Linked DNA regions of Homo sapiens: region 1 is linked to region 2. Evidence: chromatin loops called from intact Hi-C (ENCODE). Cell type or tissue: mammary epithelial cell. All regions are shown on one strand. Links, peaks and the distances in the headings refer to the core of each region. The heading gives the core; the rest is flanking DNA. Region 1 has its middle 46 kb from the start of EHBP1. Region 2 has its middle 97 kb from the start of TMEM17.

What was found. A loop is a pair of places that touch in the nucleus more often than their neighbours do. Peaks named below come from ENCODE experiments on the same cell type or tissue, not always from the same donor. Only the 100,000 strongest peaks of a DNase experiment are listed, where the experiment ranks them.
Region 1: a loop joins it to region 2, with 4 times the contacts of the local background. A loop is called at or near these places in 3 of 110 quality-filtered maps.

What each region holds. Positions count from the first base shown.
Region 1 is chr2:62,651,916-62,667,723 of GRCh38, forward strand. No RefSeq gene overlaps it. Among named protein-coding and RNA genes, the nearest start is that of EHBP1, 46 kb to the right of the region's middle. RefSeq lists enhancers at 8,128-8,227, 8,278-8,387, 10,668-10,717. In mammary epithelial cell, for the core only: no CTCF peak of the experiment used is centred there; a DNase peak (open chromatin) is centred at 9,186; H3K27ac peaks cover 1,689 bases.
Region 2 is chr2:62,595,194-62,611,001 of GRCh38, forward strand. No RefSeq gene overlaps it. Among named protein-coding and RNA genes, the nearest start is that of TMEM17, 97 kb to the left of the region's middle. In mammary epithelial cell, for the core only: no CTCF peak of the experiment used is centred there; a DNase peak (open chromatin) is centred at 9,338; H3K27ac peaks cover 782 bases.

The DNA.
Region 1 (15,808 bases), core at 7,795-10,294, 57 kb after region 2:
ACAAGGGATATGAAGGACCTCTTCAAGGAGAACTAGAAACCACTGCTCAAGGAAATAAAAGAGGATACAAACAAATGGAAGAACATTCCATGCTCATGAATAGGAAGAATCAATATCGTGAAAATGGCCATACAGCCCAAGGTAATTTATTGATTCAATGCCATCCCCATCAAGCTACCAATGACTTTCCTCACAGAATTGGAAAAAACTACTTTAAAGTTCATATGGAACCAGAAAAGAGCCTGCATCACCAAGTCAATCCTAAGCCAAAAGAACAAAGCTGGAGGCGTCACGCTACCTGACTTCAAACTATACTATAAGGCTACATTAACCAAAACAGCATGGTAATGGTACCAAAACAGAGATATAGATCAATGGAACAGAACAGAGCCCTCAGAAATAATGCTGCATATCTACAACTATCTGATCTTTGACAAACCTGAGAAAAACAAGCAATGGGGAAACAATTCCCTATTTAATAAATGGTGCTTGGAAAACTGGCTAGCCATATGTAGAAAGCTGAAACTGGATCCCTTCCTTACACCTTATACAAAAATTAATTCAAGATGGATTAAAGACTTAAACGTTTGACCTAAAACCATAAAAACCCTAGAAGAAAACCTAGGCAATACCATTCAGGACATAGGTATGGACAAGGCCTTCATGTCTAAAACACTGAAAGCAATGGCAACAAAAGCCAAAATTGACAAATGGGATCTAATTAAATTAAAGAGCTTCTGCACAGCAAAAGAAACCACCATGAGAGTGAATAGGCAACCTACAGAATGGGAGAAAATTTTTGCAACCTACTCATCTGACAAAGGGCTAATATCCAGAATCTACAATCAACTCAAACAAATTTACAAGAAAAAAACAAACAACCCCATCAAAAAGTGAGTGAAGGATATGAACAGACACTTCTCAAAAGAAGACATTTATGCAGCCAAAAAACACATGAAAAAATGCTCACCATCACTGGCCATCAGAGAAATGCAAATCAAAACCACAATGAGCTACCATCTCACACCAGTTAGAATGGCGATCATTAAAAAGTCAGGAAACAACAGGTGCTGGAGAGGATGTGGAGAAATAGGAACACTTTTACACCATTGGTGGGACTGTAAACTAGTTCAACCATTGTGGAAGTCAGTGTGGCCATTCCTCAGGGATCTAGAACTAGAAATACCATTTGACCCAGCCATCCCATTACTGGGTATATACCCAAAGGATTATAAATCATGCTACTATAAAGACACATGCACACGTATGTTTATTGTGGCACTATTCACAATAGCAAAGACTTGGAACCAAGCCAAATGTCCAACAATGATAGACTGGATTAAGAAAATGTGGCACATAAATACCATGGGATACTATGTGGCCATAAAAAAGGATGAGTTCATGTCCTTTGAAGGGACATGGATGAAGCTGGAAACCATCATTGTCAGCAAACTATCGCAAGGACAAAAAACCAAACACCGCATGTTCTCACTCATGGGTGGTAATTGAACAATGAGAACACATGGACACAGGAAGGGGAACATTACACACTGGGGACTGTTGTGGGGTGGGGGGAGCGGGGAGGGATAGCATTAGGAGGTTTACCTAATGCTAAATGATGAGTTAATGGGTGCAGCACACCAACATGGCACATGTATACATATGTAACAAACCTGCACATTGTGCACATGCATCCTAAAACTTAAAGTATAATGATAATAATTTAAAAATTATAAGTCAAGTACTAAATAAGTCCCCAGGTGGCCTAAGTAAGGCATTCCCTGGCATCCATAGTATTCAACCTGCAGCCAGGGATGGAGTTCTGTGGAGTTGAGGAATCTAAATCAATAATCTTAGAATGAAAAGGGCATCACTGTCAATTGACTTGGGCTTTCTCCAGTCTTTTAGTATTCAGCAAAACATTGTTTATTTAACTTGATTAGAAAGGTCAGCCCAAATCTACGAGGAGGGACCAAGACAAATGAACAAGTTCTTGATAATGGAAGTGATTTATTGGTTTCCAGTATGGACTCCAATTCAAGTTCTCAGTAATAGCAGATTGGGTTTCTGTTCCTCCTACTGAAACTGACAAGAAAGAGTGAAATTGGTAGGTTAATTCCACAAACACCAGAAAATTCTTATAAACAACTTAGGTAATAATTAGCTCAAACATTCTTCCTTCAATATTTACATCTGCAGGTCTCAACAGGACACACCGATATGTTGCAAGCAACTTCATACCAATCATAGTAGAAGTATCAAAGTTCGCAAGTGATTCACTTTTAACAATAAATCCGAGAACATTTAAGGTTATCACAATAATATCACAGTCACACGTTTGCATTTCCATGTGCTTCTTAAGAGAAAAGGCAGGGGTGGGTTACAGAGATGGAGTCAGGAAATGCACATGGGTCTGTGTTGCTCATGCCAACACTGTTCTTGTATTGTCACAGAAAAAAAAAAAACAGAGAAGGAGAGAACTGCCTTACATCATCAATTTTCTTAAAACCTTTTATCATATGAAGGTAAAACTAAACCTTGCTCGCTCAACTTCCTAATTTTAGGCAATGATTGGAATTCAGTTTAACTTACTGTCTAACCCTCATATAGCAAGGAATGTGGACCTTGAAGACTTATTCACCGCTAAGGTTTTATGAGTATTGTGGTGAAATGAGGCATGGCATGGAAGAATAGTATAATCTGGACAAACTGTGGCATTCCTGGTAAACCCCAAAGGGTGGCACCACCTTGGTGAGGTCACCTCAGGCCAGTCTTGCAGACTGAGAAACTCACCATTGCTAGGGCTCTGACTCTTTTCAGACTGAGACAACTGACTTGAGCTGCTGTCGAAACTTTCAAGAAGTTGCTGTATAATGTTATTCACTTACAGATGTTATTCACTTAAAATGGAGGATACTTCTTTCCAATTACTAAAGCTGCTTCTTTCCTGATCTCATAATACCCGGAGAATTGAATTTATGATTGTAAGTTTGGGTGGGAAACACGGAGTCAGAGAAAAAAGTGGAGAATGATCTTAAGAATATCGTCCAGGCCATGATGAGGTATGTAGAATTATCCTTGACCCACAAGAGACTTCTTCAGTTACCAGACTGAGTGAGTTCCCAGAAGCTGAGCACACTCTCCTCTGAAAAGTGCTGGACAAACTTTGCCAATTTCTTACTCTTAGGGTCTCCTTTTTTTGTGCTCTGAGCTTCCTGAGTCCCTTCCATTCAAACAATTGGTTCAGTTTCAGGAAATTACTGTAACAGTTAGGGTTCTGTGGTTATGTATAATAGAAAGTGACTTCAGCTAACTTGAGCACAAAAGTGGAATTTATTGGAAGAAGCTGAGAACTATTACAAAATTGAATGAAAAGCTGAAGTCCCAGATCTTTAAAAGAATCCATGGAGCTGCTCTGAGGATGCTTGCTACTTGGTAGGGGGAAGCAGACACTTAAATAAAAAGAAGTGCCAGGTAGGTGAGTGCAGTGGCTCACGCCTATAATCCCAACACTCCCGGAGGCTGCTGTGGGAGAGTCAGTTGAGACCAGGAGTTTGAGACAAGCGTGGGCAACGTATTGAAACCTCATCTCTAGAAAATTTTTAAAAATTAGCTAGGTGTGGTGGTGGAGCTATGATTGTACCACTGGACTCCAGCACTCTAGCCTGGGTGACAGAACAAGATCTCATCTCTTAAAAAAAAAAAAAAAGCAATTAAATGTGGCAGTATCACTATAGAAATATGCTAAAAATAAAAGGAATTACAAAGGAGGGATTGGTCAATTGTCCCTGGTAAGGGGTAGGGATAAGTTTCAAGGTAAAGAAAGGCTTCATAGTGGAGGTAATATTTGAGTCAACTCTTAAAAGTAGATTACTTTTAAGTAATCTTATTAGTAGAGTTGATGTTTGCTTGATGGCCAAAGAAAGAAAAGGTATTCAAGGCGCAAAGACACAGAGTTGTGAAAGAGTATGGCATATTCAAAAACATGAATGTCATTCCATATACCTTCAGCGTGGCTTGGTGATGTGGAGTTTCATGAGAAAAATGAGACTGGAGAGGGAGCAGAAGACTGACTGATCACAAAGAACCATGTAGCAATAAACTGTGGTCGTAGAAGAGCAGTATCAGATCCAAAAAATAAGTTTTATGTATAAAACTTCTACAAACAAGAAACTTAAAAAAAAAAAGGACTCATAGAGATTATTTTTCCCTTCTTCCTTCTTCCTTCTTCCTTCCTTCCTTCTTCTTCTTCACTCTGACAACTGATTCCCTCCCCACCAACCTTCCTGTTCCCCATACACACAAATCTACAATCATCCATGATATTTCATGCCCACAGTTGTTTTTAAAATCTTAGAATAAGGCCATCCGTACAAAGTAATCTCATCAAGACTGATCAGACTTCATCTCCTTGAGAACAATTCTCTGAAAATCTTACCCTGGTAGCAGAAGATTGTGACAGTAATAATTTGAGCAATTTCCAGTAGCTAATTTCCCTTGGTAAGAAAAAATATTAAACCTGCTTCTCTAATCCATACTTGGCCTCCAGATGTGTTCAAACTAGTTCTTCCAGCTGGAGCTACAGAGGGTAATTCATAGAGCCAAAACTAAGTCTCAGACTATTCTGGACTCTTTTTCCATCATCCTCATGGATATGGTAATGTAACATGTGGCACATCCAGACATAAATAAAACTTGGGAAGGAAGAATTCTGAAGGATTTTGTCCATTCTGGGCACAAGAATCTTGACCATAATAGTGAGTGTGCATTCAGCTCAGGTACCTATGAAATTTTAGAGTCTTTTAATTTTGGAATTTATGAAGACAACCAATGGATTTGTTGAGAACAACTAAGTCTTCTTTCCGAAATGAGAGTTTAATACTTACATATTTTCTCATATACAGTTAAATGTAGTAAAGGGTGTTTTGTATTTAATATATTATTTATTGTGTATTCCGCAGTCTTTGTCCTTTCCTTACTAAGGAACTAGAGAAAGCCCCTAATTAGTATGGCCTAAGAACTGTTCTTGTTCTTGTAGGTTTTAGAAATCCTCTTGTCCCAGCTCTCTGTGCTAGTATTCCACTTCTCTTTTTGAGGCCTTCACTTCTTTTTATTTTTTCTCTTTTATAAAAAGAGACAGGGTCTTGCTGTATTGCCCAGGCTGGTCTCGAACTCTTGGCCTGAAGGGATCCTCCTGCCTCAGCCTCCCAAAGTGTGGGGATTACAGGGATGAGCCACTGTGCCCAGCCCAGGACTTTAGTTCCAATGGCAGGTTTATAGGTTTTGTTTATGGGTTCTTCAAAGTGCAGTCTTTAAGTTTTTGCTGGTTGCTTTCTACAGAAGGCTTTGCTTTCTTTCAAAATGCTCTGCAAAATGCCAGCTGCCTGCTTTATTGATTGGCAGGAATGGTTACATGTTGCAGCAGCTTTCTTTCTATCTGTCTCTCTAACCTGAATGTTCTGGGGTCACATTGTGTCTGTACCAGTTGTGTTCTCTGATATAGAAAATAGGGAGTAGGAGGACTGACTGTCTTTCAACACCGTTGATGTCCCTATTTCCCTTTTTCACATTGCCTCCCTTCCCCCAATAAATAGCAGCTCATAACATTTTGCCCAATAGGATATAACATTAATATCTCTGCTAATAGAGAAAATAAATAAAACCAAACACTACTTTTAATTTTGTACATGATTATAATTAAAATCTCTAATAAGGACGGGATTTTTAAGAAGACCCTATGATTGTTTGTAAATTTTGATTCTCCACACTATTTCAGATCCTTATTACCATAGTGCTTTTCAACTGTGGCAGATGGCATTTTCCAAGCATGGCTGCAACAATATCTCCCATCCCACATGTTCTTCTGTAATGTGGCACTGCTACCTTCCATCAAGAGGTGGCTATTTCTCCACCCCCTTGAACCTGGAAGGCCCCATGCTTTCTTTGACAACAGAATACAATGGAAGTTGTGGTGTACAGGTTCTGTGCATAGCCATGAATTGGCCTGGCAGTTTCAATTCCTGTCTCTTAGAAGACAGCTGCTGTGTAAGAAATGTGACTACCCAGAGATCACCATGCTGTGAGAATCACAAACCACACTAAAAGGCCCTGGAGGATGAGATGCCACATGGAGACAGAAAGAATCCAAGGATACCTGAAGTGCTGGACAAGGGAATGAAGAGGCCATCTTGGACATCCAGCCCAACAAAGCCTTCAGATGGCATCATGACTGTTACTGCATGAAAGACCCCAAGCAGGAACTTCCTGGCTAGGCCTAGTCAACCAACAGGACCAAGAGAGATAATAAAGTGTTGCTTTTAGCCGCTAAGTTCTGGGGTGGTGTGTTAAGCAGCAGTTAATGGCTGGAACGCAACCAATGTTGTCTACAGTGGAGTCTAAGGGGAATCTTCTTCCCAAAGTTTAAATGGAGTAGCTCTGTTTTTAATCTATTTCACATTTTGGGGTTCTTCATAAGAAATTATTTATAAAAAAGTAGCTCCATGTCTCAAAAAGTTTGACTATCACTCCATAGATAATTGAGAGTTGGCTAAATAAATATGGGCCACCCTTGCAGACCATAAAAAGCATATTGTGACAGCAAATATTTCCTGACTAGATTGCTTCAGACAAATATATTTAGGCCATTCTGAGTGGATGTGTATTTTTATGTGATTTCTAAAGCCCTATCAAAGGATTCCAATTCCGGTTTCTAACACTCCTCACCATTAGGAAATCCTTTTTCAGAGACTCATAGACTCTCGACTATGCTCTACTCCAACCCCTGCCCTTGTTTGAGTTAAAAAAAAAAAAAAAAAAAAAAAAAAAAAGAAACTCATGGCATCTCTCTTAGTGATCTGGACTGTAGCTCTTGGAAGAGAGCAAAAACTACTTTCTTTGGTGTCAATGTCTTGTGTTAGGCATAAGATGATGAGAAAATGTGTCTTAATATTATTTTAATTGGAAATAATTTCTTGTAAAATTGTACACCTATGGCCCTGAGCTTTGCCTAAAGCATTTGAAGTGCCCTTGCCAATCAACACCATTTTTACTTCAACACTTAACAATGCTATTTGTAGAAAGATTTCCTTAAAGGCTTTCAGCGTGCTCAGCTAAGAGCGGTGTTTTTAGTCTTGCTACACTAGTGTACTGGTTCCTTTTATCATTCAGACCATCTGTGATGAAGTCTATTTTGTTAACTCAGAAAACCTCAATTTCTGTGAGACTTTAAAATGAGGCATTAACATATTTTTATGGATTGTGCTACCATTATGGTTTTGGAGACTTCTCATCTCTGTTATTAAAAAGAAAAATCCTGCCATCTAAGCTTCTCATAAGAAACTATTTTTACATTCATAATCTTTAAAGATGCTTATGGAAAGAAGTGCTTTGAACTCTTTCAGTAAGATTTTAGTTCAGCCTAAAGCTTAACAATAATGTAATTTGAGTGAGGGTGGCTGATCCCCACCTGTCAGTGATGCTTCAGGAAGATACATAAATCACAGCCAGCATCTCAACTGAAACCAGTTTAAAAATTCATGCGGCTAACAGTCATTCCTGTGTGATCTGGTTTCTTAATACCTTATTACACCCTGCATACTGGGATTTTAGGCCTGGAATGTACCTTTAAAATTATCTTATTACACCCCTTTCTTCTATAGATGAGTAAACTGAGGTCACAGATTGTGACTGGAAAGCATACTTTCTTTCCACTATCCCTTTGCTGGTCAAAGTGTGCTTGGACCGGTAGCACCACCTAGGAGCTTGTGAGAAATGCAGGGTCTTGGGCATCCCACCAGACCAATTGCATCAGAATCTCCATTTTTATAAGGTCTCTACATGATTCCTATAAGTACATTCATGTCTGAGAAACCCTGCTTGATACCACATCTGTTTCCCAAAAGCAGTGCAAGGCTCTGTAATCCAATCAATCCAGATTCAAAATCCAGATTTTCCACTTTCCAACTAAGTGAACAAATTACACAACCTCTCTGGTCCTGCTTCCTCGGTAGTTAAATGTGGGTATTAATACCTACTCTGAAAGGTCATCATGGGTTTAAATGAAACAGTCTTTATATAGTTCCTATTCAAGTGTCTGAGGATAGACTGCTCAATAAATGGAAACTGCTGCTATTGCTGCTACTATGGCTACAACTATCGCTGCTTTGCTACTATTGCTGCTGCTGCTGCTGCTCCTGCTGCTATTACTACTTCTACTGCTACTACTGCTATTGCTACTAGTACTACTGCTGCTACTACCACGGCTCTTTGTATCATTGCTGCTACCACTGCTGCTTCTGCTTCTATCACTAATTCTACTGCTATTACTGCTAATAGCTGCTGCTGCCACCACCATGGTTATTAATATCTCAAAAAGGGAAAGTAACCTTTCAGACATTGACAAGTGTCCAAAGTGAAACTGAAGCCCAGGTACACTTCCTAATTTCCCGTCTGCTTTAAGTATAGCTAAATACTAGAGCCAACATTCTTGTTTAAGGCCTTTTCAATCCTTGGAGTAAAATGTAGAAAAAGGAGACAGCTTTTTAAAGATTTCTATTTAAACCTCCTGGAACAGTAAAGTCAATTTGCTCAATTCTGTGTCTTCTCAAACCATTATAGCTTCAGTGGGTCTGAGTTTCTTCTAGGTGGCAGCTTCTGTTTCCTTTAACTATGGAATACTGCCTTTCTCTAATTTTGCTTCTGGCTTCCAAAATATTTTCCACAGAAAGTTTTACTGGATCTGATAGTACATTTGTTTTCTTAGAAAACAGGATATATGTTAAACTCTGAGGTGACCTACTAATTTCAGTCTTTGTCCTTTCAGCACTCAGCCCTATGCTTAGATGTACTCACTTTTCCTTGCTTACGTGACCCCATTTTGAATAATTGTAAAGGGGGAAACACCCTCATTACATACAAATAGAATTTTGCCATTTTGCAAACTGAGATAGATGTTGATTTTCTTTGAGGTCCCAGAATGACTTCTAATCCTTGTTCTTAGAACTGAACATATGTGACTCAATTTGAAAACAATGGCTAAAATGTTAACCTCTTAGCTCCAGCTAGACTGGATTCCAAAAAGTTATAGATCCTCTGGGTAGTGGAATAGCATATTTGTTTGGAATGCACCCAAATATCCTAACAAGATTTGTGAAAGCATTTTGCAACCATTGACACCTAACCACAAAATGTCTTCACATACTCAACTAGTGACGTGTAAACAGAAGAACAGGATTGTGTAGCAGAGCCAGTTTCAGGCAGCCCCACAACAGAAGATAATGCATTTCCACACTTTGTAAGAAATGGCATGGCCTAATATGAATGGATACCATGAAAATTGTGCATCTGAGCACATGAGTGGGCTCTTCAGTACCAGTGGAAATCTAGGATGAAATGGAAAGCCCTTGAACAAGCCATGCTAGAAATGATACAACCCAACCTGTTACGGAGGTGAAAAAGTGCTGGGCTTTCCATCCCTCGGAGGCTGAGACTGCTTGGCTACTGCTAGGAGAGTACAGCGATGGGTATCTCAGCATGGGGTGGCATCTTGTGCTTGCTCAGTTTAGCAAGCACTGTGCCTTGTGCTTGTAATGAACACTTAAGCATTTGAAGGATCTAAATGAATCAGAAGATCTAGTATATATTTCTCAAAGCCCTCCCCCTTGCTCACTTACAAATTGGCTAAATTCACAAACAAGCTGCTTTATCAATTCAAGGAGCCTTGCATGACTCCAAGTGAGTTACAAGTCTTAGATGTAAATAAGAAGTTTAACATTTTCTGAGTGGGAATATAGATATAGAAATATACTGTGCTGTCCTGAATTCCAAAGGTGGCATTTCCCACTATCAAAAAAGGTTTAAATTATTTAAAAAATAATTTTAAATTATTTATGTATTTACTTATTTATTTTTAAGCACTTACATGATACTAACCAAACACTATTTTAAGCACTTTACAAATATAAATTCACTTAATACTCACAGTCATCTTCACTAGGAAGGTATTACTCTTGTCATCATTCTATAGAGGGGAAATAAAGTCATAGACAGTTTAAGTAACTTGCCCAAAATTACACAGCTAATAAATGCCAGGATTGGAACTCAAGCAGTTTGGCTCTAAAGTCTATGCTATCACTTACTATGCTACATTATGAGGTTATTATTTTGGAATTTTCTTTATACTTAACTAGTAGATAAAATTTTTAGCTTGCAATACTAATGAAACCGTGATGGTGAATTCAACAGTTGAATGTGCTAATTATTGGAGCTCTGCATATATAATATATAAGCTATAGGCTATATTTTTAATATCAAAGTCTTTATTCGCTAACTTTTTCAGTTTACAAGATTATGATAGCTTTTCCTTTTAGGATCATGTGTTATTATAAACTAAAAATATAAAAAGCAAGCTAAGCACTATTTTAAAAAACATCCTAAAGGTACAATGCAAGGGACCAGTTACAAATGCCCAGAACCTGCTAGAGATTTGTAAGAAATCATTTAAAAGAGACTGGAAATACATTATTTGCCTGTTGAACACCTCAGTTCTTCCTTTCCATGCTGCTATTTGCATGAAAATTTGCTGCTTAGGTCAGGGCTTATGATAGGTTAGAAAAGTTTCCAATAGCCGAACACAAACCCAGGAATCAAAGTCCCCCAAATATACACAAAGGAAAAAACACACACACAACCTACCTAATCTGTAGCTAGAGTGCTTCTGGGCCATGGAACCACCCCATTGTGCCTTGGCCACTCCAGCTCAGAAACCAGAGTGTTGCCATGGTGGCAGGGACCCAACCGTGAGGGCTGGTTTCAATACCCAGCAGCTGTTCACTTCAGAAAAAGCAGGATGGCAGCCCACTTCTGAATGCGCATTTTTCTCTAGGCTTTGACCTGACCTGAATATTGTTTCTCATTGAATTTCCTTTTATTTATTTCTTTTTAGATATCAACTTTCCTTGAACTTTTCCTGTCATTTGTGTTGCAGTTGGCAGAACTACAGAACTTCTCCCTTCTGCAAAAAATGTGTTTTTTTTCTTTAACCATTTCTAAGTTTTTCCCTGTGTTGTCTTTATCTCCCCCACTTCTATATTTTACACACACACCTGTGCCTCATTATATGACGACCCAGGACAAATTCATCAGGTTTGTTTATTCCAAGAAGTGTGAAGGCCTCAGGTAGCCCCCTAAAAAATCCCTCCATGACTCACCTGACAGCAGAAATTTGTCCTATGAAACTTTGGAGCTGGATTAGAAAATATGACCCTTTACTCTCTTCATTCTGGCCATGGTCATAGAATCTGTGTTTAATCCTAAACACATTCTCAATTCACACTTGATTCATAACCTGCTTTTTTCTTCTCTTTGTTTACATGTTGGCAAAACATAAGGAATGTAAAAATATAAAAACTATTATGAATTATGAGCCCTGCTCACAAGGATTGTAGAAAAACTGTTCTTGATGCAAAAAGGAGCTGCACTATATTTAAGGTGAATTTATCCCTCTCCAGCTCTAAAGGAGTTTGGAATAATTTATAAATGAGGTTGTACTGCTGTTGAATATTTTTTTTAACTAGAAACAGTTTGTTTACAAGTTGTTACTAAAGACTGTCAGAAAAAAATGCTTGTGGACATGGTATCCAAAAGGCTGACAGAACCCAGAACTTGCTTGGTATTCATTTGAGAGCTCATCCAACATTATCCTGCACAGTGTATAATTACTTGCATGTTGGGAGCCAAAAAAGGGAATGTAACCCTGTGAGTGTGTGTTTATACTGAAAAGTTGGAGAAGCAAAACAATTCAGCAGCATTCTTCATCCCAACATCTGGGAATAATTAATTTGCTAGCTATGATGTATAACATGAAGTTGATAAAGTTGCCTGAAGCTCTGCATTTAGACCATTTGCCTTATTTAAAGCTTTCTGCTTTAGGGTTTAACACTGTGGCTAATTTTAGTAAATCTTTTTCTTTTTATTCCTGAAATGCTGTGATGAGGAGGAACCTTCTGCTTATAGTTTCTTGATCATTTTCTTTTTGCTCTTATTGTCAAAGTGTTCAGGAAGCTGACACTCACAAACTTTGCCTCCTTCTTCCTCTGCAGTGCAATGCTGCAAGAAAAAGTTCTAGAAACTGAGGCCCTGGAAAATGTCATTGGGTTTTTACATCTCTCTCTCTTCTCTCTTCTCTCTCTCTCTCTCTCTCTCTCTGTCTCTCTTTCTCTCTTTCTCTCTTCTCTCTCTCTCTCTCTCTCTCTCTCTCCTAAACACATATTTGAGCTCTGAAGAGTTTCTCTGGAATAGAGAATGTGTTTTTGTTCCATTTTACAAATCTTAGGCTAGGATACTGGAGACTGTCATGTGAGACTCTCAGTATATTACATATGGAAGGTATTGTGACAAGTTCTGATGGTTTATGTTAGGTGCTACATTCCCTTGATTGTGACTTTTAGAAAGAAAGCACAATATAAATACAATGTCATCTTATTGAATCTAACAGTTCAAGGTGGTACAGGGGGCTTTTCAGTCCCAGGGCTGTCTCCTCCAGTTTCTCACTGAGGCATGCTAGAGTGAAACACAGTTGTTACTCTGACCTTAGTTTGTTTAATTTGGGATTTCAGAATAAGAGCAAGTATCTTATTTTTATTGGCTGAGTGCTCCCAGCTTTGAACAGTGCTAAAAGTTTTCTATAGCACTTTTGAAAGCTCATATTTCACAACATCCAGCTATTTTCTTTGGAATCCTGGTGAGAAACAAACTGAGGAACTCCCAATATAGTCAGGCTGAGACTATCTCATTCCCCTCTGTCTTTTCTTAAGACTTATCTCCACACTTTGACAACTGTTTCACATCACTTGTGCCCTGTATTTTGGGATTCTTTGGACTAAATTATATGTTGTTGTCCTTCATGGTGAAAAATGATAACTTCTAGAAAAATGATAATTTTCTATTTATATAGATAGGGGTTGTACTCACAAAGAGTAATGGCCTGAGGGCTTGTCCTCAGCCCAGCACACGCTCACTGGCCCGAGGGAGAAGATGCTTGGGCAGGGTTGCTGCTTTTGCTCATCTGCCTCTACACTCACAGTCTCTGCATGTTGTGACAGCTTCCTGCTTCCTCCTTCAGAGCTTAGAAGCAGGGACTGGACCTTCTTATCAGTGTCTAAGTAGTCATGCCATAGCTTCCAGATGCCTGTGCATGGGCCAGTGACTGGGTTGACACTGGTTGGTTATGAGGTTTCCATGACCTGTTTTCTGATACAAAAGAAAGAAAGAAAGAAAGAAAGAGAGAGAGAGAGAGAGAGAGAGAGAGAGAGAGAGAGAGAGAGAGAGAGAGAGAGAAAGAAAGAAAGAAAGAAAGAAAGAAAGAAAGAAAGAAAGAAAGAAAGAAAGAAAGAAAGCAAGCTCCCTGAATACAGGGACCTTCCCTGTCATGTTTACCACCTAGAAAAATTTCTGGTGCCTATCACTTAATAAATATTTGGCTAATGAATGAAAAAACAGATAAGTGGAAGAGTAAGGTGAGTTTTTCCTGATACTGAATGTATTCATTTTCAGAATATAAACTTCTGATACTGTGTCCTTCCTACCTTTTTGCTTTTACAATTTATTTATTTTTGTTAACAAAATGATATAAGTCTAAAGAGTTACTAGGAAGATTTTGGGCAAAAAGGAAGTATTAAGCAACCTGATGTCAGTTTCCAAAATTCTTGCACTGGCCTATAAAATTCAAAATTTGGAAATCACTGCCCCATGCATGCTTTTTCTTGCTATTGCCTTGTCTTTCACAATGTACGTTTTCTTCATAACATTTGCCTATGAAGGGGAAATAAAAGGTTAATGCCTATGAACCAAAATGAAAAACATAATTCTAAATCCATATCACTAACATTGAGCATCCACTTTGTGCCAGGCCCTGAGGTATGCACATTCACACGCTGTCCCACAAAAGTCCTGAGAGGCATGTGTTATTACTTCCCTTTTACAGATGAAGTGACAAGTGAGCCAGATTTTGGATGATCCAAGGAAGTTATGGGTGGCGGAGGAGATCCAGGAGAGGTTAATGGAAGATGTGGGACTGAATTGAGTCTTGCTAGTCAAAGATAATTTGGCTGAAGAAGAGGATGGCATTCTGGCAAGAATAAAGATGAGGAGAAGGAATGCGCACCACATAATTTGGAACAGAGTCCAGACTGACCTGAATGGAAAGCAAGCTGCAGATAGGAAGACTGTGTGCACATAGATAATTGGACAAGATCCTCATTTTGCAGGTATTTGGTTGGTGTCTTAGTCCGTTCAGGCTGCTATAAGAGAATACTATTGATTGGGTGGCTTATAAACAATGAAATTGTATTTTTCACAGCTCTGGAGGCTAGGAAGCCCAAGATCAAGGCACCACCAGATTCAGTGTCTGGTTCATAGACAGCTTTGTTGTGTTCTTACATAGCAGAAGGTGGTGAGGGTGCTCTCTGGAGCCTCTGTTATAAGAGCGCTAATCTCATTTATGACAGCTCCAGTGTCATGACCTAATAACCTCCCAAAGGCCTTATCTCTAAATGCCATCACACTGGGCATTAGGATTTAACATATGAATTTTGAGGGGACAAAAACATTTAGTCTATTTGTCTAAAACTTGCTGACAATTTGGCTTCCCATTCAACGAGTCAGTGTCCTTAAAGACATATTTGTCTCTTTGAATTTGTTTACTTGACTGTTTTGGGCTCCAGTGATGCTGCCTGGGAATATTCAGAAGCTGGGTGATTGTGCTCTTAACTGCCAAGCATGTTTTCCTATAAGGAAGATTCTCTTCAGACCTTAGTACACAATCTGAGGGTCTTTAAGCATAATCAGTCAATAGCTCTGTTGCTGAGTGTGCAATGTGTTCTTAGTTTTCTACAAGAGCTCAGAACTTTCCCAAAGGAGCAGAAGCCTAGCCTATTACAAGTTTCAACCCCACTAATGCATGCATAAGCTTAATATAAATATTGTATGAGGCCGGGTGCAGTGGCTCACCCCTGTAATCCCAGCACTAGTACTTTGGGAGGCCAAGGCGGGCAAATCACCTGAGGTCAGGAGATCAAGACGAGACTGGCCAACATGGCAAAACCCTGTCTCTACTAAAAATACAAAAATTAGATGGACATGGCTGCAGGCACCTGTAATCTAACTATTCAGGAGGCTGAGGCACAAGAATCGCTTGAACCCAGGAGGCGGAGGTTGCAGTGAGCTGAGATTGTGCCATTGCACTCCAGCCTGGGCGACAGAGCCAGACTCCATCTCAATAAATAAATAAATAAATATTGTGTGACACTAATCTTACTAGAAAGTCCTATTTTTTTCAATGGTGATAGCCTATGCATTTAAGGATATGCTCACCATATTAACTCTATGTCATCTCACTCATTGAAGAATGAAAAGTTGGTAAACTTGGCAAGATATGTATTTGTAAAGCACCTAGCTCAAAGCCACGTGGTAGGTGTTGAAGCTACAATAGATTCCTATTATTCATGGATTTCATATTTAGGGATTTGCCTACACACTAAAAGTTATTTGTGGGCCAGGCGTGGTGGCTCACGCCTGTAATCCCAGCACTGTGGGAGGCCGAGTAGGGGGTGGATCACGAGGTCAGGAGATCGAGACCATCCAGGCTAAGAAGGTGAAACCCCATCTCTACTAAAAACACACAAAAAATATTAGCTGGGCATGGTGGTGGGCACCTGTAGTCCTAGCTGCTCAGGAGGCTGAGGCAGGAGAATGGTGTGAACCCGGGAGGCGAAGGTTGCAGTGAGCGGAGATCGTGCGCCACTGCACTCCA
Region 2 (15,808 bases), core at 7,910-10,409:
GGAATGAACAAAGTGGATTGGACATTCTTTTTCTATTTTTATTTTAATTTTAGATTCAGGGGGTACATATGCAGGTGTTACAAGGGTATATTGCATGGGGCTGAGGTGTAAGCTTCTATTGATCCATCACCCAGATAGCGAACATAGTATCCAGTAGGAAGCTTTTCAGCCCTTGCTCCCTCCCTCCTTTTGGAGTCCCCAGTGTCTACTACTCTCATCTTTATGAATATTCTTTCTAACTAATAGAAGTTTTCTTGTCATGCCAATGACTATATTGGTCTTTTACCAAGTAGAAAATGACATATGGTGTCAAAAATGAATTTTTCAAGGCCCAAGGATTCTAAACCCTCTTCATGCTGATTGCAACCTTGAAGACAATGTAGCTCTGACTTGGATGGCATATAAAATGTCTGATGGTTCTTCCTTCCCTCTCTGTCTGACGTGCAGGAACACCTTGAAAGTTGGAATTGTAAGCTCTTTGAGTTCAGTAACTAGGTTATAAATTATATACAATATATGAACAATGCCTAGTTAAATTTTAACTGCTATGATTTTATCTACTACCAGTCACAAAGATGTAAATGCCTCCTTTCCCTACTCGTCTGTAAGCAGATAATTCCTCTGTCTTGCTCATTAAAATACATTGAGTCCCCCTTGGAATTTTTCTTTGCGTAGCTTTTAGTTTATTGTCTGTCCTTTCATCACTAGAATTTAAGTTTCATGAGAGCAAAGATATTGTCTGTTTTGTTCAACTGTTGTGTCCTGAAAGCCTACAACAGTGCCTGGTGCTCAATAAATACTGTATGTTGAATAAATGAATGAATAAGTAAGCATAGTTCTGGTTGTGGATTTAGAAGTCTTTTGTATTACCCTGAATATCTTACATGCACACACACAAATATGACTCTGCTGTGACCCTCCCTCCCCTTCTGCCCTTCCCCACCAGCTCATCACATGCACTAAGTAATTGTTGGCTATGCATAAGGATCCATCTGGCTTTCACTGGAGAAAAACTGAAAATAGTTTGCTTTTACGAAAACTCATGTGGGGAACTTACATCTCAAAAAAGATGTTTGTAATACCAAAATGTATTTTGTTTTATTAAATCCAGATTGTTGGGTGGAGTGCCTTAGCTAAAAGTCACTCTCAAGCAAAATGAATTGCTTGTTATTCTCACAAAGAATTTACAGGAAGCAATTTGTAAAGGTTGCCATCAGGCTGAAGTCATTGTTGGCACTTGGAATCACTGTGTCATCAACCTCAGAGCAATCATTTAACCTGGGTCTGCTCAGAGAAATCAACATAATGCAAGGAAAATTGAATTCTACTGCCTCAGATTACAATCACTTTTACATTATTCCAATTTGATCCTGGAGTTTAAAATATTTGGCCTATCAGTTTCTCTTATCTTGCCACCATGTAGAAATGTCTTTTTACATGTGCTTAACACTGGTCCCGTCATTACCAGCTAGTTCACAAATAGCTTTAAAAAACCTACACTTTCCTCTTTGTGCTCTGGAAGTTGCTGTAGGAATAGCTAGGAAACTAATGGTTTGCCATCTATTCAGGCCCATTTCATCCAGTAGCCTGCCTGCTGGTTAAATAGCAAAAATAATTCTACTCCTCTTGAGTGAACTATCCTCCAATCTGACAGATGGGAGAATTATTGTAGGTAGGCCTATGAGGGCATCATTATATCAGGGAAACACTGAATCCCGGCATGAAATGAAGATGGACAGGCCTGTGCTCCCAATTTCTCCCAATGCATTTATTCTCATCACTCTGGGAAAATAGGACTAAAAAGATGGGAACACAGATTCATATCATTAGCAAATGTTAGATCAGTTCCCTATATTTCTAAAACCAGTTTCCAGCACCAAATTGGAAAACAAGGTTTTGACAAAACCACAATGATCATTTTTAAACCTTATCCAAAAAAATGATAATTCATTTACTGATTCTGCAAAAATATATGGAATGCTGTGAGCAATCACCACAAAGTAGACTCTGAAAATAACATAGAAACATCGTACTGCACAGATTCCTCAACTAAGTGATTTTGAATGAGTGTTTTCCTTGCTATGTACATTGAGAATAGTCATATACTGACTTTTAGATCCCTTGACTGCCTCAGATGGAAGCTGCAGAACCATCAGGTGTAAGTGCTTCAGGATGTTGCAATTATTCTAGAAGAAGACTGAAGAGAGAAGTATGTGGTTCTCTCTCTCTCCTCTCCAAACACAACCACAGCCTTCGTTTAGCAGCTGAGATTGCTGTTTAGAAGTCTTGTCATCCAGCCAGTCTGCTTTTTGGACCTCCCAAGTTGAATAAGATTTCTTAATTGAGTCAAGCCATACATCTGCTGACTGTCTTAGACCAGTGTGGCCTGTTGGCTGTTTTCACCCTCCAACAGCTAATGCTTGTGGCGGGACTTGATGTGGCCCGATAACACTTCCATAGCCAACCTGTTGTTCCTATCACTTCTCCATTCCACAGCTGATTAGACAGCTTCCTGTCCATGGTTCTTATGCATCTGGGCCAAAGAAATTAATTTGCACTCATTATTCATAGTTGCAGCTGACTAACTGGACTCGGGTCACTTTTTTTGTCTCATCAGATAATGAAAGTCTACTTAGTTAATTATTGCAATATTTGGTCAACAGATACCTATTGGAAACTTACTATGTACCCAGTACTGTGCAAGGTGAGTAGGATACAACAGACCATACAAGTTCTAGTAGCCTAAAGAAATTAATATACTTCTCTAATTTCTTCCTAGTTTTGCAATTTTTTAATTTTTTTTTGAGACAGGGTTTCACTCTGTCATGCAGGCTGGAGCGCAGTGACACAATCGTGGCGCACTGCAGCCTCAACCTCCTGGGCTCAAGCGATCCTCCCACCTCAGCCTCCTATGTAGCTGAGACTACAGGCACTCATCACCATGCCCAGGTAATTTTTCTGTTTTTTGTAGAGATGGGTTTTGCCATGTTGCCCAGGCTGGTCTTGAACTCCTGAGATCAAGAGATCTGCCCACTTTGGCTTCCCAAAGTGATGGGATTACAAGTGTGTGCCACCATGCCCAGCAGCTATTTTTAATTTGAATAAATGTTTTAAAAATTATGTATGAAACCATAACTCCTTCCATAAGCTAATACTTTAAGCTTAAGCAAATTGTCATCTCTCTAGAGGTTTCATTAACACTTACTCACTGTTGTTGTTGTTGTTTTTTTTACTTACTCATTTATGAGTTTAAGAATATTTACTACCTTAGACATCTGAGATATATTTTGGGATAAGGTATGAAGTATTTGATTTAAAGTAATTTTTTTTTTCTTGAGATGGAGCCTCGATCTGTCACCCAGGCTGGAGTGCAGTGGTGCGATCTCAGCTCACTGCAACCTCTGCCTCCCGGGTTTAAGCGATACTCCCACCTCAGCCTCCAGAGTAGCTAGGAGTACAGGTATGCATCACCGGGCCTGGCTAATTTTTGTATTTTTAGTAGAGATGGGGTTTCACCATGTGGGCCAGGCTGGTCTTGAACTCCTGACCTCAAGTGATCTGCCCGCCTCAGCTTCCCAAAGTGTTGGGATTACAGGCGTAAGCCACCACTCCGGCCATCTAAAATAATTTAATTCCAAGTTCTAATGAATGTCTCCCATAAATGTGTATTTTCAAATCTTCATTATTTTATGTTGTATTTTGTCATTTATTTAATCCTTATGTATAACAGTCTATTTCTGGGGTTTCTCTTCTGTTTCCGTGACATATTGTTATTTCACTTCCTCATTTTCCTTTCTCTTTTTTAGAATATTTTTATCTTCATCTCTTTATTTTCCTAGATGAATATTATAACATTCTTCTAAATTCTAAAAAGAATCTCATTGTGATTTTGTTTGGGATTGAATTCATTTTTTTAAATAACATTGAGTTGACATATTTGCAATATTTTATTCTTCCTGGGTATTATGACCCAACAAGTTTTATTATTTTGTTTATATAGCCAAACAATTATTAAGTCTACTTCTCTCTTTACATATTTTATTGCTATTGTAAATTATACCTTTTTAAAATTAGGTTTTTCTAGATTGTAATTGTTGATATTTAGGAATATTAATGACTTTTCTATATTTTATATTTTATCTGGCTATTTACTGTTCTATTAAGCCTAAAAATGTTAGCTGATTCCTTGGGCATTTTGTTAGATACATAATGGTTTTCAAATAATAAGGTTTTTGTTTCTACCATTACTTATTTCTCTTGGGTTTATATTATCTCTTTTCTTACATTGGCTTGAACTCCCAGAATAATATTAAATTGAAATGATGCTAGATGGCACATCTCTAATTATTTTTCTTTTTAAAAAAATTATAATTTTTTTTCTTCTAAAAAAAAAAAACCAGGATATATGTGCAGAATGTGCAGGTTTGTTACATAGGTATATGTATGCCATGGTGGCTTGCTACACCTATTGACCCGTCCTTTAAGTTCCCTCCCCTCACCCCACCATGCCCCAACAGGCCCTGGTATGTGTTGTTCCCCTCTCTGTATCCATGTGTTCTCATTGTTCAACTCCCACTTATGAGTGAGAACATGTGGTATTTGGTTTTCTGTTCCTGTTTTAGTTTGCTAAGGATGATGGCTTCCAGCTTCATGCACGTCCCTGCAAAGGACTTGATCTCATTCCTTTTTATGGCTGCATAGTATTCCATGGTGTATATGTACCACATTTTCTTTATCTAGTCTATCATTGATGGGCATTTGGGTTGGTTCCGTGTCTTTGCTATTGCAAGTAGTGCTGCAATAAACATACACGTCCATGTGTCTTTATAGTAGAATGACTTATATTCCTTTGGGTATATACCCAGTAATGGGATGGCTGGGTCAAATGGTATTTCTTGTTCTAGATCCTTGAGGAATGGCCATACTGTCTTCCACAATGGTTGAACTAATTTACATTCCCACCAACAGTGTAAAAGCGTTCCTATTTCTCCACATCCTCTCCAGCATCTGTTGTTTCCTGACTTTTTAATAATTGCTATTCTGACTGACGTGAGATGGTATCTCACTGTGGTTTTGATTTGCATTTCTCTGATGATCAGTGATGTTGAGCTTTTTTTCATATGTTTGTTGGACGTGTAAATGTCTTCTTTTGAGAAGTGTCTGTTCACATTCTTTGCCCACTTTTTGTTGGGGTTGTTTGTTTTTCTCTTGTAAATTTGTTTAAGTTCTTGTAGATTCTAGATATTAGCCCTTTGTCAGATGGATAGATTGCAAAATTTTTCTCCTATTCTGTAGCTTGCCTGTTCACTCTGATGATAGTTTCTTTTGTTGTGCAGAAGCTCTTTAGTTTAATTAGATCCCATTTGTCAATTTTGGCTTTTGTTGCAATCGCTTTTGGCATTTTTGTCACGAAGTCTTTGCCCATGCCTATGTCCTGAATGGTATTGGCTAGGCTTTCTTCCAGGGTTTTTATCTTTTGGGTTTTACATTTAAATCTTTAATCCATCTTGAGTTAATTTTTGTATAAGGTGTAAGGAATGGGTCCATTTTGAGTTTTCTGCATATGGCTAGCCAGTTTTCCCAGCACCATTTACTGAATAGGAGAGCCTTTCCCTATTGCTTGTTTTTGTCAGGTTTGTCAAAGATCAGATGGTTGTAGATGTGCGGTGTTATTTCTGAGGTCTCTGTTCTGCTCCATTGGTCTATATATCTGTTTTGATACCAGTACAATGCTGCTTTGGTTACTGTAGCCTAGTAGTATAGTTTAAGTCAGGTAGCATGATGCCTCCAGCTTTGTTCTTTTTGCTTAGGATTGTCTTGGCTGTACGGGGTCTTCTTTGATTCCATGTGAAATTTAAAATAGTTTTTTCCAATTCTTTGAAGAATGTCAATGGTAGTTTGATGGGAATAGCACTGAATCTATAAATTTGGGCAGTATGGCCATTTTCACGATATTGAGAAGGCAAATCTCTATAACATCATCTCAGATACTTCCTCTCATGCCTTAAGCTAATCAGAAACAGTGAGGAAAGAAGAGTAGCACAAAGTTTGGGATAAAACATTGCTATATGGAAAAGTTGGCCTTTCATAAATTTCATAGCTATGACTAAATTTTCCTTCTTAGTGTTTTGGCTAAGATCTAGTAATTGTGGTACTATTATTAAAATTGAATTAGAAACTGGAAATGTATTTGTCATAAGGCTTATTCTAAAACCTCAGGTTGACATTGCTATAACTGTCACAAAATTATAGTTTGAATGTCAGGTTTCCTCCAAAAATAGTATTTCATGCTGATTTAAAAGGCAATGTAGCTAGTAAGGAATAAATTATGATTTTGAATAACAATATCAAGAATGTTCATTCTTCTAATGTGCTAGCTTCTAGAAAAGCTACCGGAAGTCAACATTATATGAGAAGCTGACTTTTTCCATAAATATGATGGCATAATAAATTCAGAATTGAATTTATAACTATGGATCAAATATCCAAATTTCCCTAGCAATGACTACAAACACCATATTAAATAAAATATATAAATGTTATATAATATAAAGCTTTGTTAAGGTTATGTGTAAACTAACCTATTAATTTACTAACTAGGGCAACACAGTAACACATCATGTGACTTTAGATTTCCTAGAGTATCATTATGTTTTATAAACATTTCCCATTGTCATTTCTTCCTATTTTAAATGAAGTAAATTAAAATGTGAAGGAACACATTTATCAAGGTCATAAATTGCAGAAGGGCTTCTTTGGAGTGTTGGTTTAGAGCAAGGGCTTAGAGTAGAGGTTTTGGAGTAAGGCATACTGGGGTACAAAGCCTGGTTCTGCCCGTCATTCATTTAAAAGCATTTCGTGGCCAGGTGTGGTGGTCACACCTGTAATCCCAGCACTTTGAGAGGTCAAGATGGGAGAATCACTTGAGGCCAGGAGTTTGAGACCAGCCCGGGCAACATAATGAGGCTCTGTCTCTACAAAAAAATTTTTAAAAATTAGCTGGGCATGATGGAATGCACCTATGGTCACAGCTACTTGTAGGCTAAGGCGGGAGGATTCTTGAGCTTGAGAGGTTGAGGTTGCAGTGACCTGGGTGACAGAGCGAGACCTTGTCTCAAAAAAAAAATGTAGTGAGTTATAGATGCTGGGGATATAACAATACACAAAACAGAAAATATCCCTGATCTCATGGAGTTTACATTTTAGTACCATTTATTAGTCACTATGTTTAGAAAGACTTTTTTTTATATCTAGGAGCTTCAACTTCCTCATTTGTAAAGTGAGAATAATAGTATTTGCCTCATAGAATCATTTTAAAAATGAAATGAGACAACGTATGTAAAGCATCTAGCTCATGTAAGAACTCAATAACTGGTAGCTGGTTTTTGTATTTTAAACATCTGCTTTTTAGAAAAATTGTTAGAGATACTCATGGTAGAAAAGGATAACATTTAAATAATTTATAATCTTATTATCTAGAGATAACTGCTATCTTATTAGTATTTTAATATTTACTTCTAGATTTTCTACTATGCATATATTTTTAAAGAGACAATCCTATATCCATTTCACTCAATTGCCCTTTAGGAGGGTTGAACCAGTGTATACTCCCACCAGTCATATGTGGAAGTGCCTGTCTCTCTCTGGGGAGATTTAACATCAATTGAAAACTTTTTGAAAGAATGCTGCCCTTATTATACCATGCAAATTTTGCTATAGCTATTGACTATCACTTCCAAGTAAAAAAGACCACCAGGTCTATGCATAAGTAGAGAACTTGACATAGTGTCCTCCTCCTCCTTTTCCTCTTTCTTCCTCCTCCTCCTCCTTCTTTCTTCTTCTTCTTTTAAGAGAGATAAAGTCTGTATCTCTCTGTCACCCAGGTTGGAGTACAGTGGCATGATCATAGCTCACTGCAGCCTCAAACTCCTGGGCTCAAGCGATCCTAAAAACAGAGTGTCTTCTAAAGCTATGTATGGACTAGAATCATAACCAGAGCCAGAAAACCATCAGGGCACCAAGAAATTATTCTCTCTGCCTCCCTCTCACAACCCTCATCAGCAGACTCATGGCATTTCTGCTTCTCTCAGTGCACCTGCTGACCCCATCTTCCAGAGCCTGGTTTCCAGCTTGCACAAGGCCTGTAGTGGCCGCTTCATGACATTTCAGTCCAGCTCTTATGGTTATTTAACCTCACTTCAGTTTTTTCAATTCCAAATTCCTGAACAAGGAGTGTAATTGACCCAGCCTATCTTCTTCTGAATTAGTACATCCAAGTCTGGAGTCACTGAACAGCCTCGGCTCAAGTGCCTATCCTTTAATCTGATCAGCTGTGGCCAGGGGACAGAGTCATGTGATATAGAGCATGACCATTAGAGCATCTGGGGGTGTGGGCAGGGAAGGGCATATGAGAAGTGAGGCATATCTGGAACATTCTAACCAAGGATCTTTGCCAGGATAAGGGGTAGTCTAATAGAAATAATTTTGATGGTCAAATATTTGGAGGATATTTTAATGGTTTCTTCAGGTAATATTTAGAATATTTGATATGTAAACTGCCCCCTCAAATTGAGAATGTATAATCACCATTTCTAGAGTAAGCAAGGTGTACTAGAAAAAATCATAGACTCTTAAATCAGATGATTTTATAGTAACGTATAGCAAATACTCAATAAGTATTACATACAAATGATAGAAGGTTTAAAGATCAGGTTATCTGTCATTCTGCTGCCTTGAAAATAGATTTTCTGCTTTCTTGAACTACCCATTTCATCAGCAGTAAGAGCTTTCCTTTGTAATCTGAAGTTATGGAGATGACATTTGTCTTTAAAATGTAGGAACTAATCCTAACTAGTGGTGATTTTTCATCTTTTGATTCTGCTTAGCGTACTGGGTCATCACTGTATCAAAGAGCTTCTGAATGTGGGCTAAAATAATGGCTAAACTCAAAGTCACATAGCCTTGAATATAATCCTCTATCTACAAAATCAAATATCTTCTTATCTCAGGGCCTAGTTCTGATTTTTGTCTTATACAAATGAATTGGTGGGAGAAAATTATTTGCAAACCACATATTCAGTAAAGGCTTTACGTCAAGAATATATATAAATAGCTCAAAACTCAACAGTAAAAACCAAACAGTTCAATTTTTAAATGAGCAAAAAGCATAGAGAAAAATTTCACAGAAGACAGTGTAGGAGAGGCAAATAAGCACATCCCAACACGATCAAGATCATTAGTCATTAGAGAAGTGCAAACTGAAACCACAACAAGGCATCACTACACACATTTTGGAATGGATAAAGGGAAAACATAGTGATAATAACGGAAACTGGCAAGGATCCAGAGAAGATGGGTCATACATTGCAGGTGAGATTGTAAAATGGTACAGCCTCTCTGGAAAGGAGACATTTTCTAACAAAACTAAACATGTGACTCAGCAGTTGAGCACTCTTGGGCATGTATTCCAGAAAAATGAAAACTTATGTTCACACAAAAATCTGAATGTGGATGTTTACTACAGCATTATTTGTGCTAGCAAAATACTCAGAATAACCCAAATGCCCTTTAATGGTTGAATGATTGAACAAACCCTGGTACATTCATACCATGGAATACCACTCAGCAATCAAAAGGAATGAATTATTGATACATGAAACAACCTGCATAAACCTCAGAGGTGTTATGCTTAGTGAAAAAAGTCAATCTCAAAAGGTTCCATGCAGTAAGACTCCATGTAAATAACGTGTTTGAAGTAAAAGCAATTAGAGATTGAGAACAGATTAGCAGTTGCCAAGTGACAAGGAGACAGGTTAGGTAGGGGGTACAAATACAGGCAGATAGCATGAAAGATTTCTTTTGCAATGATTGAACAGCTGTATCTTGATTGTAATGGTGGTTATACAAATTTATATAGGGGATAAAATTGCATAGAATTAGGCACACATGCACACACCCATGTACATGCAAATGAATGCAGGTTAAACAATGGTGACAACTGAGTAACATAGCAACTGTGATGGGTACATTAACAGTAATGTGCCTGGGGTGGAGCCAAGATGGCCGAATAGGAACAGCTCCAGTCTACAGCTCCCATCGTGAGCAACGCAGAAGATGGGTGATTTCTGCATTTCCAACTAAGGTACCGGGCTCATCTCACTGGGGAGTGTCAAAAAGTAGGTGCAGGACAGTGGGTGCAGTGCACCGAGCGTGAGCCAAAGCAGGGCAAGGCATCGCTTCACCTGGGAAGCTCAAGAGGTCAGGGAATTCCCTTTCCTAGTCAAAGAAAGGGGTGACAGATGGCACCTGGAAAATCGGGTCACTCCCACGCTAATACTGCTCTTTTCCAATGGTCTTAGCAAACGGCACACCAGGAGATTATATCCCGCACCTGGCTCAGAGGGTCCCACGCCCGCGGAGCCTCGCTCATTGCTAGCACAGCAGTCTGAGATCACACTGCAAGGTGGCAGCAAGGCTGGGGGAGGGGCGCCCGCCACTGCCGAGGCTTGAGTAGGTAAACAAAGCTGCCAGGAAGCTCGAACTGGGTGGAGCCCACCGCAGCTCAAGGAGGCCTGCCTGCCTCTGTAGACTCCACCTCTGGGGGCAGGGAATAGCCAAACAAAAGGGAGCAGAATCCTCTGCAGACTTAAATGTCCCTGTCTGACAGCTTTGAAGAGAGTAGTGGTTCTCCCAGCATGCAGCTGGAGATCTGAGAACAGACAGACTGCCTCCTCAAGTGGGTCCCTGACCCCCGAGTTGCCTATCTGGGAGGCAGCCCCCAGAAGGGGCAGACTGACACCTCACACGGCCAGGTACCCCTCTGAGACGAAGCTTCCAGAAGAATGATCAGGCAGCAACATTTGCTGTTCAGCAATATTCACTGTTCTGCAGCCTCCGCTGCTGATACCCAGGCAAACAGGGTCTGGAGTGGACCTCCAGCAAACTCCAACACACCTGCAGCTGAGGGTCCTGTCTGTTAGAAGGAAAACTAACAAACAGAAAGGACATCCACACCAAAACCCCATCTGTACGTCACCATCATCAAAGACCAAAGGTAGATAAAACCACAAAGATGGGGAAAAAACAGAGCAGAAAAACTGGAAACTCTAAAAATCAGAGTGCATCTCCTCCTCCAAAGGAATGCAGCTCCTCACCAGCAATGGAACAAAGCTGGATGGAGAGTGACTTTGACGAGTTGAGAGAAGAAGGCTTCAGACGATCAAACTACTCCGAGCTAAAGGAGGAAGTTCGAACCCCTAGCAAAGAAGTTAAAAACATTGAAAAAAAAATTAGATGAATGGCTAACTAGAATAACCAATGCAGAGAAGTCCTTAAAGGACCTGATGGAGCTGAAAACCATGGCACCAGAACTATGTGACGAATGCACAAGCCTCAGTAGCTGATTCAATCAACTGGAAGAAAGGGTATCAGTGATGGAAGATCAAATGAATGAAATAAAATGAGAGGAGAAGTTTAGAGAAAAAAGAATAAAAAGAAACGAACAAAGCCTCCAAGAAATATGGGACTATGTGAAAAGGCCAAATCTACATCTGATTGGTGTACCTGAAAGTGACGGGGAGAATGGAACCAAGTTGGAAAACACTCTGCAGGATATTATCCAGGAGAACTTCCCCAATCTAGCAAGGCAGGCCAACATTCAAATTCAGGAAAAACAGAGAAAGCCACAAAGATACTCCTTGAGAAGAGCAACTCCAAGACACATAATTGTCAGATTCACCAAAGTTGAAATGAAGGAAAAAGTGTTAAGGGCAGCTAGAGACAAAGGTCGGGTTACTCACAAAGGGAAGCCCATCAGACTAACAGCGGATCCCTCGGCAGAAACTACAAGCCAGAAGAGAGTGGGGGCCAATATTCAACATTCTTAAAGGAAAGAATTTTCAACCCAGAATTTCATATCCAGCCAAACTAAGCTTCATAAGTGAAGGAGAAATAAAATACTTTACAGAAAAGCAAACGTTGAGAGATTTTGTCACCACCAGGACTGCCCTAAAAGAGCTCCTGAAGGAAGCACTGAACATGGAAAGGAACAACCGGTACCAGCCACTGCAAAAACATGCCAAATCGTAAAGACCATCGATGCTAGGAAGAAACTGCATCTACTAACGAGCAACATAACCAGCTAACATCATAATGACAGGATCAAATTCACACATAACAATATTAACCTTAAATGTAAATGGGCTAAAGGTGCCAATTAAAAGACACAGACTGGCAAATTGGATAAAGAATCAAGAACCATCAGTGTGCTGTATTCAGGAAACCCATCTCACGTGCAGAGACACAGATAGGCTCAAAATAAAGGGATGCAGGAAGATCTACCAAGCAAATGGAAAACAAAAAATGGCAGGGGTTGCAATCCTAGTCTCTGATAAAACAGACTTTAAACCAACAATGATCAAAAGAGACAAAGAAGGTCATTACATAATGGTAAAGGGATCAATTCAACAAGAAGAGCTAACCTAAATATACATGCACCCAATGCAGGAGCATCCAGATTCATAAAGCAAGTCCTTAGAGACCTAGAAAGAGACTTAGACTGCCACCCAATAATAATGGGAGACTTTAACACCCCACTGTCAACATTAGACAGATCAATGAGACAGAAAGTCAACAAGGATACCCAGGAATTGAACTCAGCTCTGCACCAAGCGGACCTAATAGACATCTACAGAACTCTCCATCCCAAATCAACAGAATATACATTCTTCTCAGCACCACACCGCACTTATTCCAAAATTGACCACATAGTTGGAAGTAAAGCACTTCTCAGCAAATGTAAAAGAACAGAAATTATAGCAAACTATCTCTCAGACCACAGTGCAATCAAACTAGAACTCAGGATTAAGAATCTCACTCAAAACCGCTCAACTACATGGAAACTGAACAACCTGCTCCTGAATGACTACTGGATACATAACGAAATGAAGGCAGAAATAAAGATGTTCTTTGAAACCAACGAGAACAAAGACACAACATACCAGAATCTCTGGGACACATTCAAAGCAGTGTGTAGAGGGAAATTTATAGCACTAAATGCCCACAAGAGAAAGCAGGAAAGATCTAAAATTGACACCCTAACATCACAATTAGAAGAACTAGAGAAGCAAGAGCAAACACATTCAAAAGCTAGCAGAAGGCAAGAAATAACAAAGATCAGAGCAGAACTGAAGGAGATAGAGACACAAAAAGCCCTTCAAAAATCCAATGAATCCAGGAGCTGGTTTTTTGAAAGGATCATCAAAATTGATAGACTGCTAGCAAGACCAATAAAGAAGAAAAGAGAGAAGAATCAAATAGATGCAATAAAAAATGATAAAGGAGATATTACCACTGATTCCACAGAAATACAAACTACCATCAGAGAATACTATAAACACCTCTACGCAAATAAACTAGAAAATCTACAAGAAATGGATAAATTCCTCGACACATACACTCTCCCAAAACTAAACCAGGAAGAAGTTGAATCTCTGAATAGACCAATAACAGGCTCTGAAATTGAGGCAATAATTAATAGCTTACCAACCAAAAAAAGTCCAGGACCAGATGGATTCACAGCCGATTTCTACCAGAGGTAGAAGGAGGAGCTGGTACCATTCCTTCTGAAACTATTCCAATCAATAGAAAAGGAGGGATTCCTCCCTAACTCATTTTATGAGGCCAGCATCATCCTGATACCAAAGCCTGGCAGAGACACAACAAAAAAAGAGAATTTTAGACCAATATCCCTGATGAACATCGATGCAAAAATCCTCAGTAAAATACTGGCAAACTGAATCCAGTAGCACATCAAAAAGCTTATCCACCATGATCAAGTGGGCTTCATCCCTGGGATGCAAGGCTGGTTCAACATATGCAAATCAATAAACGTAGTGCAGCATGTAAACAGAACCAAAGACAAAAACCGCATGATTATCTCAATAGATGCAGAAAAGACCTTTGACAAAATTCAGCAACACTTCATACTAAAAACTCTCAATAAATTAGGTATTGATGGGACGTATCTCAAAATAATAAGAGCTATCTATGACAAACCCACAACCAATATCATACTGAATGGGCAAAAACTGGAAGCATTCCCTTTGAAAACTGGCACAAGACAGGGATGCCCTCTCTCACCACTCCTATTCAACATAGTGTTGGAAGTTCTGGCCAGGGCAATCAGGCAGGAGAAGGAAATAAAGGGCATTGAATTAGGAAAAGAGGAAGTCAAATTGTCCCTGTTTGCAGATGACATGATTGTATATCTAGAAAACCCCATCGTCTCAGCCCAAAATCTCCTTAAGCTGATAGGCGACTTCAGCAACGTCTCAGGATACAAAATCAATATGCAAAAATCAAAGCATTCTTATACACCAATAACAGACAGAAAGCCAAATCATGAGTGAACTCCCATTCACAATTGCTCCAAAGAGAATAAAATACCTAGGAATACAGCTTACAAGGGACATGAAGGACCTCTTCAAGGAGAACTACAAACCACTGCTCAGTAAAGTAAAAGAGGATACAAACAAATGGAAAAACATTCCATGCTCATGGGTGGGAAGAATCAATATCATGAAAATGGCCATACTGCCCAAGGTAATTTATAGATTGAATGCCATCCCCATGAAGCTACCAATGACTTTCTTCACAGAATTGGAAAAGACTACTTTAAAGTTCTTATGGAACCAAACAAGAGCCCACATTGTAAAGTCAATCCTAAGCCAAAAGAACAAAGCTAGAGGCATCACGCTACCTGACTTCAAACTATACTACAAGGCTACAGTAACCAAAACAGCATGGTACTGGTACCAAAACAGAGATATAGATCAATGGAACAGAACAGAGCCCTCAGAAATAATGCTGTGTATCTACAACTATCTGATCTTTGACAAACCTGAGAAAAACAAGCAATGGGGAAAGGATTCCCTGTTTAATAAATGTTGCTGGGAAAACTGGCTAGCCATATGTAGAAAGCTGAAACTGGATCCCTTCCTTACACCTTGTACAAAAATTAATTCAAGATGGATTAAAGACTTAAATGTTAGACCTGAAAACATAAAAACCCTAGAAGAAAACCTAGGCAATACCATTCAGGACATAGGCATGGGCAAGGACTTCATGTCTAAAACACTGAAAGCAATGGCAACAAAAGCCAAAATTGACAAATGGGATCTAATTAAACTAAAGAGCTTCTGCACAGCAAAAGAAGCTACCATCAGAGTGAACAGGCAACCTACAGAATGGGAGAAAATTTTTGCAATCTACTCATCTGACAAAGGGCTAATATCCAGAATCTACAATGAACTCAAACAAATTTACAAGAAAAAAACAAACAACCCCATCAAAAAGTGGGCGAAGGATATGAACAGACACTTCTCAAGAGAAGACATTTATGCAGCCAGCAGACACATGAAAATATGCTCATCATCACTGGCCATCAGAGAAATGCAAATCAAAACCACAATGAGATACCATCTCACACCAGTTAGAATGGCAATCATTAAAAAGTCAGGAAACAACAGGTGCTGGAAAAGATGTGGAGAAATAGGAACACTTTTACACTGTTGGTGGGACTGTAAACTCGTTCAACCATTGTGGAATTCAGTGTGGCGATTCCTCAGGGATCTAGAACTAGAAATACCATTTGACCCAGCCGTCCCATTACTGGGTATATACCCAAAGCATTATAAATCATGCTGCTATAAAGACACATGCACATGTATGTTTATTGTGGCACTATTCACAATAGCAAAGACTTGGAACCAAGCCAAATGTCCAACAATGATAGACTGGATTAAGAAAA